2 separate regions of the Homo sapiens genome follow, and region 1 is linked to region 2. Evidence: chromatin contacts called from ENCODE Hi-C or POLR2A ChIA-PET data. All regions are on one chromosome and are shown on one strand. The core of a region is the stretch at or near the end of the contact, and the rest is flanking DNA. Distances in the headings are between cores, read along the strand shown. Region 1 overlaps DDR2 (discoidin domain receptor tyrosine kinase 2). Region 2 has its middle 18 kb from the start of DDR2.

Region 1 (5,245 bases), core at 652-3,151, 120 kb before region 2:
CCTACTCTCTGGCCTCATCTCTGGCTATTCCCTGTTCTTTGCTCTCTACCAAGCACGCTGACCTTATTTCAGTTCCTGAATGCACAAAGTATCTTCCAGCCTCAAGGTCTCTGTGCATGATGCTCCCTTTACCTGGGATGTGCATCCTCCCTCCTTCACTCACTAGCTCCTGCTCATCCTTCAGCTGTCAGCCAGTCACTCCCCCAAGGAATTCCCCCAAGTCCCCAGCTAAGTTAGGAATTTCTATTATATGCTCTTATAACAAACTGGTTTTCGTTCATAACAGTTTTTAGACTTGTAATGTAAATAATTGTTTAATTTTGGTCTGCCCACTAAACAGCATGTGTTATGAGGGCAAGGATCATATCTATCTTCCTCTGTTGTATCTCCAATTTCTAGTAGGATGTCTGGCATTAACCAAGTGCTCAATAAACGTCTATTGAAAAGTGATAAAGGAAGTGTTTTCTGTTGTTCATCACTTTACAAGGCTTAAAAACAAAGTCCTGGGAGTTTGGTCAAGGGTAGCCTTGGCTAATGGTGTTTTAGCAGACAGGAGATACAGGAAACTTCCTTGTAAGTCTGAGTCATGACATATTTTATTGCAACCTATCTTTACCTGCATGTATTGAGTTCACAAATGTATTTCTTTTACAAATGTGTATGTATTTATTTAATAAATAAGTTTTTGCTGTGTATCGGGTGTTCTTCTGAAGATACAGTAGTAAGCAAGACAGATAAAATAATTTGTCTCATGGATCTTACATTCCGGTAGGGGAGACAGAAAAAAGAAAATAGATTTTTCATAATCAAATAGGCACAATTTGATTATGTATTTGACAGTAGCTATTACTGGCTCTTTCTATTCAGATAATGTGACGAAGCTATGGAAAATACTAAAACGTGGTATGGGATTAAAGTGATGATGGTGTGTAGGCGAGCTCTATTAAGTAACAAACTCCAACGGAGATTTTCTGTTACTCTTGTGCTTGGTTACCTCCTTGTTGAAATTGTGAGCAACTTTGAGAATAGTAATCATGTCAGATTCTTCCTTTTCCCCCTCAGTACCTGCCAACACACAGCACCCATGAGATGCTTAACACACGTTTGGCAAATAAATAAGTAGATGAAAAGGCAGAGAGGGCTACAAGTATTGCACACAATCTCCAGACAACGAAAGTTAGGATGGAGGTCTAGAAATTGTGACAAAGTAATATAAGGATGAGGATAGACAATTCAGAGATAAGAACTTAGTAAATCAGCAATAGTCACATTAAGAAAATAGGCAAAGTTTCTCAGTGACTCAGTATGCCCAAGGGCCTTAGAGAAAAGGCACAGGAAAATGGACAAGATGATCTTGGATGACCTTTCTCATCCTACTGAATCTTTGGAACCAGGAAAAGCCCAGGGCAACCAACGTGGCACTTCTGAGCTGTACCAGTGTGGTTTTCCCATTGAATGTGCCTATTTTGGGTAAACTCCTTCTGTGGAAGGGATCTCAGCCAATAGTCAAGACTCAGAACTGCCAAGTTGGCCCAAGCCCTAAATGTCAGGTCTCCTTGCTTTCCCCCAGTTCCACTTCCTCGTTCATCAAATCCCACCAGTCTGTCTTTGTTCTATCATGAACTGTAAAGAAGCATGAAAAAGCTGGGAATGGCAAGGGAAGCAAGAGACCCTGCAGCAAAGAAGTGTCTCCTGGTTTTTCCTGCTGAGTTGTCTTAGCGGTTTTCTGATGCTTCCGCTACCCACCAATCTCCCGGACAGAGAAGCCAATTCACTTTTCCAGTTTCCCAGAGTGGAAAACTACCAGCACAGGCTGTGGCAGGCCCAGCAGGGAGCTCCAGCCCTCCAAGCTCTGGTAGGGCCTGGCAGGCAGGCTGAGGAGAAGCAGCTGCCACCAGTCCCCAGCTTCCCAAGAATTATTTTTCATACTATCCTGCCAAGGCTGAGAGCCTGAAAGGGCTGCTTGTTCCATAATGTTTACCATCTCACTACTAGCTCCAGACCACGGGCTCCCCGTCAATGAGTGTCCTATATGCAGCTTCCAGGAAAACACACACATGGCCCACATGAGGCCTGAGGTGCAGAGACCTGACACCTGGGCCTCTCTGGGCCCAGACAAGACTGACTGAGGGGCATTATTGGGGTCAGCGGTCTCAAGCCAGTCTACAATCTAAAGGGACATCTGCAATCATAAAACGTTGGAGCCCAGAAGCAAATTTAAGAAGCCAATCCCTCTAATGTCTCCGTGTTAAATATCAGAACCTCTGAGGCCCAGAAAGGTGAAGTGACTTACTCAAGTTCACACAGAGGGCTAGGGTAACCAGGACTGAAATTCAGGTCTCCTGATCCCTGGTTCTTCCTCCTCCAACCCTAGGCTACCATGGTCTAGTTCTTCCAGTTTCTGAAAGGACAAGGTAGTCCACTTAAAGAAACTGTCACTGAGGCCCTGCTTCCCACAAGCTTCACAGAGCAGGCTGTTTCAGACTGGTCCTTTGTGCAGATAAATATTGACACAATGGGATTCCACAGGGGGGCCAAGAAAGATTATTTGGGTTTCTTTCTTCAGCCTACAGGGCTATTCTTTGGGTATAATGGTCACCCAGACCTCTTGCACAAGTTGAAATTCCCCTTAGGAATAGACCTTTAGGATTGCAGTTTTCCTGGAAGCCCAAAATACTTTCCAGAAACAATTCTTGCAGAGCCCCAGGAGAGCAGTCCCCAAGCTGTAGTGGGTTTCAGGATACTAACATAGGGATCAGATAATGAATTCTTCTTCCTGGTTAACAAAGACAGTGAAACTTTCATAGTAAATAGTATCTCCTTTCCCCAACAAGAAGGTAAGCTGAAGAGGAAACTGGGTAGCTATGCAGATCAGGAGTGAAGAAGAAAACTGAGGCCACGGTTTGGAATCATGGAAAGTTTATATTAAGACTTGGCTCTGCCACTTCTGAATTATGGGACCCCACTACCAGTTACCAAACCTCTATGAACTTCGGTTTCTTCATCTTTCATAATCCTGCCAAGCCAAGGTTAACATAATGTATACAAAGAAGTTAGCATACTTTATAGAATGTAATGGGGCTCAATAAATGATATCTAAGAGGAGAAGAGAGAACTATTTGTTTAAAATAGTACATTCACTCTTCCTTAAACAATTAAAAGGTTTTATGACCTTAGAAAGGTTACTTAAGCTTTCAGCCTCTCAATTTCATGGTAGTAATTGCACTTGTTTATAGGAATGCCATAAGGAATATATGAGTTAATTATGTCAAGCACTTAGAGCACTAATATTCAATAAAGTTAGGTATTATTTATTTTTAATTATTTTTACTTTGACTCACTCAGTAAAGTTTGGAGTCGGCTTCCAAAGTTGCATAAGATAAAAATAAATAAATAAATAAGTGAAGAAATTTGGATAAAGGAAAAAGAAAATAGGAACAATTAGATAAGCTAGAGCTAAGGTTAATACAGAAAGAGTATTACATTTGGTTCTATACCACTGGCTGATGATGGGTTTCAACTTTGGCTCTGAGCTTCCTAGAAGTCAAGTCAAAAAGTAAAACATGATTAGTTAACATGAATCACAGTGGCAATAAAGTATAAATTCACTTTTTATTAATATCTCTGTTTCTAGGTGGGATGGAGTAGTGTGCAGTAATTAGTGCTCCCTCTAAAAGTAACTGGAAGAGCTAAATAAAATTCATAAATCATCTACTTGAAGGAATCTGATTGTTTCTGAGGCAATGAGAATGCAGAGACCAAGACTTCAGAGAAGGGAGAATCTCAGAGAGGTGAGGGAACTTCTGTAGCCACTTTCAGCCATTTGCCCATTTGGAGCAGGGGCAGGAGGCCGACTCCGGGTTTGGCACTAGCAGACGGTCTCTACGGGACAAAATTAGCAGAGTTTTTGAGGGAGACCTGGTATCCCTCGAGCATGCAGTGTATCTCACTCAGCACATGTGCCAAATGCTGGGGCTGTGTGGAGGGGGAATGTAAGGAGAAGCCCTCTGAAGAGCTGAGCTGATTTTTTGAGAGTCGGACAGGACACAGATTAGAGTTCAGGACCTGGTGAGGAAAGAGAGCACGTGGGAGTTTTTAAGAAGCACTGGAAGACCAAGAATTCAGGCTTACATCCTACCAGCTACCCAGAATGAAGACACTCTGCTCTGCTTTCGAGGTGGATTTGTCCTATGGGCAAGCCCAGGGCTCCTCCCATGCCAATACATTTCTCAAGTTAGCAATACCTGTACATAGACAGTACACATCATTGCATACTTCCTATCTTTAATATAGGTTACAGTAGCCAAAAGATTGAATCTGACTTCCTCCCTTGAAATGCCAATCATAAGATATTTACATATATTTGAATTAAATTTAACCACATTTTCCTTTATGTATAACAATCAAAATGCTCCGCTTGTAGCCTAAACGAAGACCTTAGGCATTTAGGAACAAGCATGAAGGCCTCACCCTCCCCTGCAGTCCCGGGCTGCTCTACCTCTGCAAGGAGATGGGCTCTCCCAGTTCTCTAACACTAGAAGGCTGGACCTGGTGCTGCACTTTGGTAGCTTCAGCTGAAATGGCCTCGGTTCATTATCTTCCTTCTAATTTACTCACACCATACTCAGCATCTCATCATTTAAAGGGATGATATTCCTATGGGTTCCTTCCCAGCTTCCCAACATCTTTCTGAGATCAAGTCTCACATGGCATCATTTAGATTTTTTTTTTTTTTTTTGCAAAAAAAAAAAAAAAAGCCAGGCATGGTGGCTTACGCCGTAATCCCAGCACTTTGGGAGGCCAAGGTGGGTGGATCACCTGAGGTCGGGAGTTCGAGACCAGCCTGACCAACATGGAGAAACCTCGTCCCTACTAAAAATACAAAATTAGCCAGGCGTGGTGGTGCATGCCTGTAATCCCAGCTACTCGAGAGGCTGAGGCAGGAAAATCTCTAGAACCTGGGAGGCGGAGGTTGCAGTGAGCCGAGATTGCGCCATTGCACTCCAGCCTGGGTAATAAGAGTGAAACTCCATTTAAAAATAAATAAATAAATATAAATAAAAATAAATAAATAAATACAGAAAAGCCTGGGAGTTTCCTTGACTTCCTTTTTCCCCCTCCCTCTTCTTATTCATCAAACATTTGTTGATTGCCTATATAAGCCAAGCACTGTAATAGGTGCTGGTCATGACGACACAACAGATTATCACTACACCAGAGACAAAGACCAAAGTCATAAAAACCT
Region 2 (5,055 bases), core at 2,132-4,631:
ATTCAAATTGTCCAGTTTAAAAAAAACAAAAGAAAAGAAACATGCTTACAAGAAGGAAAGTATGGCTCCCACAAGAGAAACAAACTGGTTAAAAAAACTGTCCTTGAGAAAACCCAGATATCGAACTTACTAGTCAAGACCTTAAATAAGCTATTATAAATGGTGGTCTGTGGGATACCATCAAGCATACCAACATATGTATAATGGGAGTCCTGGAAGAAGAGAGAAAATAGGGCAGGAAGAATGCATAAGAAAATAATGCCCAAGAAAATTTGATATTTAATTAAAAATATTATTCTTCACATCCAAGAAGCTCAATGAACTCCAAGTAGAATAAATTTAAAAGATCTAAACCTAGAGCCATTATAGTCAAATTATTAAATGCCCAAAACTAAAAGATAATTTTGAAAGCATCATGAGAACAATGATCCCAGCTGCTCAGAAGGCTGAGGCAGGAGAATTGCTTGAACCAGGGAGGTGGAGGTTGTAGAGAGCCAAGATTGCCCCATTCCACTCCAGTTTGGGCAACAAGAGCGAAACTCCTAAAAAAAAAAAAAAAAAAAAAAAACCATGCATGATAAAATGATAAAGGATATCCTCAATAACACTAAATACTGACTCCTCATCAGATACCATGGAGGTCAGAAGGCAGTGGTATAACATATTCAAGGTGCTGAAAGAAAAAGAATGTCAATTGAGAATTCCATGTCAGCAAAACTATCCTTCATAATGAAGAAGAAATTAAGATATTACCAGAGTTCTTAAAACTGAAATAATTAATTGCTAATCCCAGCTACTCAGGAGGCTGAGGCAGGAGAATCGCTTGAACCTGGGAGGCGGAGGTTGCAGTGAGCCAAGATCATACCATTGCACTCTAGCCTGGGTGACAGAGCGAGACTCCATCTCAAAAAAAAAAAAAAAAAAAAAAAAAGGTACTGGGTTAGTAAGGGCAGCAAATGGTTGAGATGAAACAAGACTGGCAATAAATTGATCATTATCGAGGTTGGGTGAGTGATACATAATGTATGTAGGTTTATTACACTATTTTATCTTCTTTTGCATGTGCTTTAAATTTTCCATAATAAAAACATTTACATTAATTAGTTAATATCAGAAGAATCTATCAGAAAAAGAAGGGGGGCTATCAGAGTACACACTCTCTGTTAGGAATATCATTGTGAAATTTCATGTCTCCCAAGATACAGAAAAGATTCTTAAGCCTTCCAGAGAAGGAAAAAATAGTTTACCTACAAATAGGAATCAGACTAGCATCAGGCTTTTCATGAACAATAATGGATGCTTGGAGCCAATGAAGCAAGACCATTAAACTCCTAAAGAAAAATTCTCCTAAACTTAAAAGTATCTACCCTGTCAAAATATCTATCAAATATGAGAATAAAGTTTCCAAGAACTCAGGAAATTTGGTTTTCATTCTCCCTTTGTGGGACATTGTTTGAGGATGATTGAAGCAAATGAAGAATAAACAAAAAAGAGGCAAATGTGATTTCAAGAAGAAAAAATGTATTAAAGTCCAAGCAATAAGTAGAACTGGCAGGGAAATGACAGAAAAGATATGTTTCTTCTGTCAACAAGAAAGACATAAACAAAAGTAACTGTGTAAAGCACAAAAAATGTTCATCTTCACAACTAAACAAAAATACATGTTTAAATTCTTATTTAAATCTTTTTGTCTATCAAATTATTACACAAGTGTTTATAATATCTGGTGAAGTTAAGATTTGGTGAAATAAAAAATTGTGTATTGTTGGTGGGGTAGGAAGAATAATGGCCCCCAGAGTTATCCATGTCCTAATCCCCAGAACCTGAGAATATGTTACCTTGCATGGCAATAGGGACTCTGCTGATGGGATTAAGCGTAAGGCCCCTAAAATAGGAAGATTATCGTTGGTTATCTGAGTGGTCCTGTCTAATCCCATGAGCCCTTAAAAACGTAGAACCTTTCCCGCTGGGTCAGAGAGATACAACAACCAAAAGCAACAGAATGAGTCTGAAAATGGCAGCATGAGAAGGATTCAATACCCTATTACTGGTTCTGAGATGTAGGCGCCATCTGCAAGGACCAGAGAGCGGCGTGGGGGAGCTACGGACAGCCCCAACTAACAGCCAACAAGGAAACAGGAGCCTCAGTCCCACAACCCCATGGAACTCCATGCTGCCACCTGAATCAGCGAAAAAAAAAAAAAACGGATTCTTCCTTCCCTAGAGCCTATGGGAAGAAACTCAGCCCTGACAACAACCTGATTTTAGCCTGATGGGACCTGTACCAGACTTCTGACCTGCAAAAATATAAGATAATTAAGTTTGTGTAGTTTAAACCACTAAGTTTGTGGTAATTTGTTATGGCAGCAATAAAAAAAAACTAAGACAACTGGCAAAAGTATAAATTAGTAAAATTCCCTAGCAATGCAAAAAAAAACAGTAATCAGAGCTTTAAGAATATTTATATTCTTTGACCAAATAATTCTATGTCTGGGAATCCATACTCAGGAAATACTTATAAATATGGAAAGCCTCTTATTAAAAAATATTTGTCACAGCATTATTTATATTATCAAAAAGCTGGAAGAAAAAAATTAATGTTCAACACTAAGTAAAAGGTTAACAAATCCACCTGAATAAACATGATTCAGCAAATAAAAAGTAGACTTATAAATATTAATTACACAATATGAGGAAATGTTTTTGCTATACTGTTAACTATTTAAACACTTTTTTTTTTTTTTTTTGAGACAGAGTTTCGCTTTTGTTGCCCAGGCTGGAGTGCAATGGCGCGATCTCAGCTCACCGCAACCTCCGCCTCCCGGGTTCAAGTGATTCTCCTGCCTCAGCCTCCCGAGTAGCTGGGATTACAGGCATGTGCCACCACCCCGGCTAATTTTGTATTTTTAGTAGAGACGGGGTTTCTCCATGTTGGTCAGGCTGGTCTTGAACTGCCGACCTCAGGTGATCTGCCCCCCTCTGCCTCCCAAAGTGCTGGGATTACAGGCGTGAGCCACCGCGCCCGGCTATTTATGCACTCTTTAAGGTACATAGAAAAGAAATACCTAAGAGAAAAATACACAGAAACAATAGCAGCTGCATTCGAAAAGAGGTCATTTTAAATATGCTATTTCTCTGCATTTCCAAGTTTCTATTAATGAACCTGGGTGCCCTTCATCTGCTGGTAGGACACAGAGGATCGAGGTATGGATGATGTCAGCATTTCTCAGACGGTCAAGCAGGTGGGCTTTTACTCAACCCTGTGTAACTTGGACCTGGGCTAAACATTCTCCTAAGGCTGAGGCGCTAATACCTGAGCATTTGAAAATACTGCCCTCTACTGCACAGAAATAGCCTTGCGGGAAAGGCTACAAAAAACAGTTAAACATGCCCAGCCGGGACAAGGCCCCCAGGAAGGCAGCCGACTCACAGAAACTAGCCTATAATACACTCAGAAAATAAGTGAAAAATCAAGCTATAAAACCCGGCTTAAGCAAATACATTCTGCTCCATGGCTTCAGATATTAGCTCATCATTACCCTCAACTTATGCTTATGCAAGCCCCCCTGACAGCAGGGCAGATTAGGGTAGGACAGGCAGTGGGGCTGAGGGCTGCTGCCACATTCCAGAGGATTCCAGACAGCTCCAGAAACAAGACCCTGGAGTATCATTTTTGGAAGCCCAACCAAATTTGGTTACGAGGATAGAAGAGTGAGACAAAAATAGCTTGCTACTAATAAACGTTAACCAAAGAGTACTATGGGCCTTTAATTTGATCACTATTTGGATATTCTTGTCTCTGATTAAGAATACGCCAATAAGCAAAGCAGTTAGTCTTACAACTTTGTTATGCAGGGGTAGGGCTCTCAACTTCCACCTGCAACCCAAGACAGGAACCGTAGGTTGTGGTTTTCTGCTTCTCACCCCCTGGAAGCAAGTTATCAAGAGCACCATTTCATTGCCCAACAGCTCTGTAAATGGGACCGGATAGAATTTAGTGTCCTCAGGCCCTTTGCTCTACTGAGGCTGTCTGAGCAGTGCCAAATTCAGCCTGCCAAATGCACTGCCCTTCAGTATGTTACGAGAATATAATAAAGGGAAGGGAAAGAATGTGAGAAAAACTTTTCCACTGAAACAATTACACTCACCTAAGTATAGCCCAACTCTACTTTCAAATGTTGATTCATTATTCCCAGAACTGCTCTTTGCCATCCCCTGCAAACACAACCCCCCCATATACAAACACACACATACAAACATACACTTTCCTATAAATAAAGAGGAAATATACCCTAAGTCCAAGAACAATAATTGGCTTTGGGCTGGTGTTGCATAAGCTTATTGTGATTCTTCTTAATTCGCACTAGCTTGAGCATGACCCTGGCGACAGCCATCTGGCCCTGATCACCATCTGGCACTCTCTCTCTTTGTGCTTTTGACCCTTCCTCCTCGGATACCACAGGCTGAGCCGTCTCATACCAATGGGCCCTTTTCCCAAACTGCTAATTGTGAAATTCACTAAAAATATTTGCTCTCTCTTCATTCATAGTTATTTTCCATTGCTCCTCAATTCTGATAGCTTAAAAATTATAAACCCAACTATTTTATACCTTTACTCTTTCAAAAGCCATGGTTGGTATGTATAGCATTTTTCAGAATGTTGTTGGGATTAGAAGGTGTGGTGGGTAGCAGCATAGCATAGTATTAATTGCAACAATGGTAGTATTTTGCCATTACTTTCAATGGCAAAAACCACAATTACTTTTGCACCAGCCTAATAATTCAAAGCAGGGATCTCAGAGCCAGACAGACCTGGATTTTAATCCTCACTCACCATCCGCTAGTTATGAAGTCTTGAATAAGTTATTTAAACTCTCTCTTTAATCAATTAATTATTTTAAAATATATTTTCAAACTTCAAAATGCATATACTTTTTTCTTTTTAATTGAGGCATAACATTAAAAACAAATTTTAAGTGTTCAGCCTAATTTTTAGAAATGTATCTGTTGCCACAGCTGATAAAAATACAGATATATCCAGCACTCAGGAGGCTC

Evidence for each region. Hi-C counts contacts between places; a loop is a spot of excess contacts on that map. ChIA-PET counts read pairs that join two places held with the same protein, here RNA polymerase II (POLR2A). Pooled maps may share reads with other maps.
Region 1: a loop to region 2 is called in a map of HepG2, with 4 times the contacts of the local background. The contact joins two enhancer-like sites. A Hi-C loop is called at or near these places in 3 of 168 maps with a recorded cell type or tissue (HepG2, heart left ventricle and heart right ventricle) and 3 of 50 pooled maps. POLR2A ChIA-PET finds 5 or more read pairs at or near these places in 1 of 52 experiments (AG04450).

Annotation. Positions count from the first base shown.
Region 1 is chr1:162,729,552-162,734,796 of GRCh38, reverse strand. The region is part of intron 3 of DDR2 (discoidin domain receptor tyrosine kinase 2); the gene reads right to left. Among named protein-coding and RNA genes, the nearest start is that of HSD17B7, 59 kb to the left of the region's middle. Within about 2 kb of position 1,901, at least 16 of the 41 ENCODE cell types and tissues checked have a DNase peak (open chromatin) inside an H3K27ac peak, as active enhancers do; they include heart right ventricle, where a contact is called at or near this core.
Region 2 is chr1:162,612,142-162,617,196 of GRCh38, reverse strand. No RefSeq gene overlaps it. Among named protein-coding and RNA genes, the nearest start is that of DDR2, 18 kb to the left of the region's middle. Within about 2 kb of position 3,381, at least 12 of the 41 ENCODE cell types and tissues checked have a DNase peak (open chromatin) inside an H3K27ac peak, as active enhancers do; they include heart right ventricle, where a contact is called at or near this core.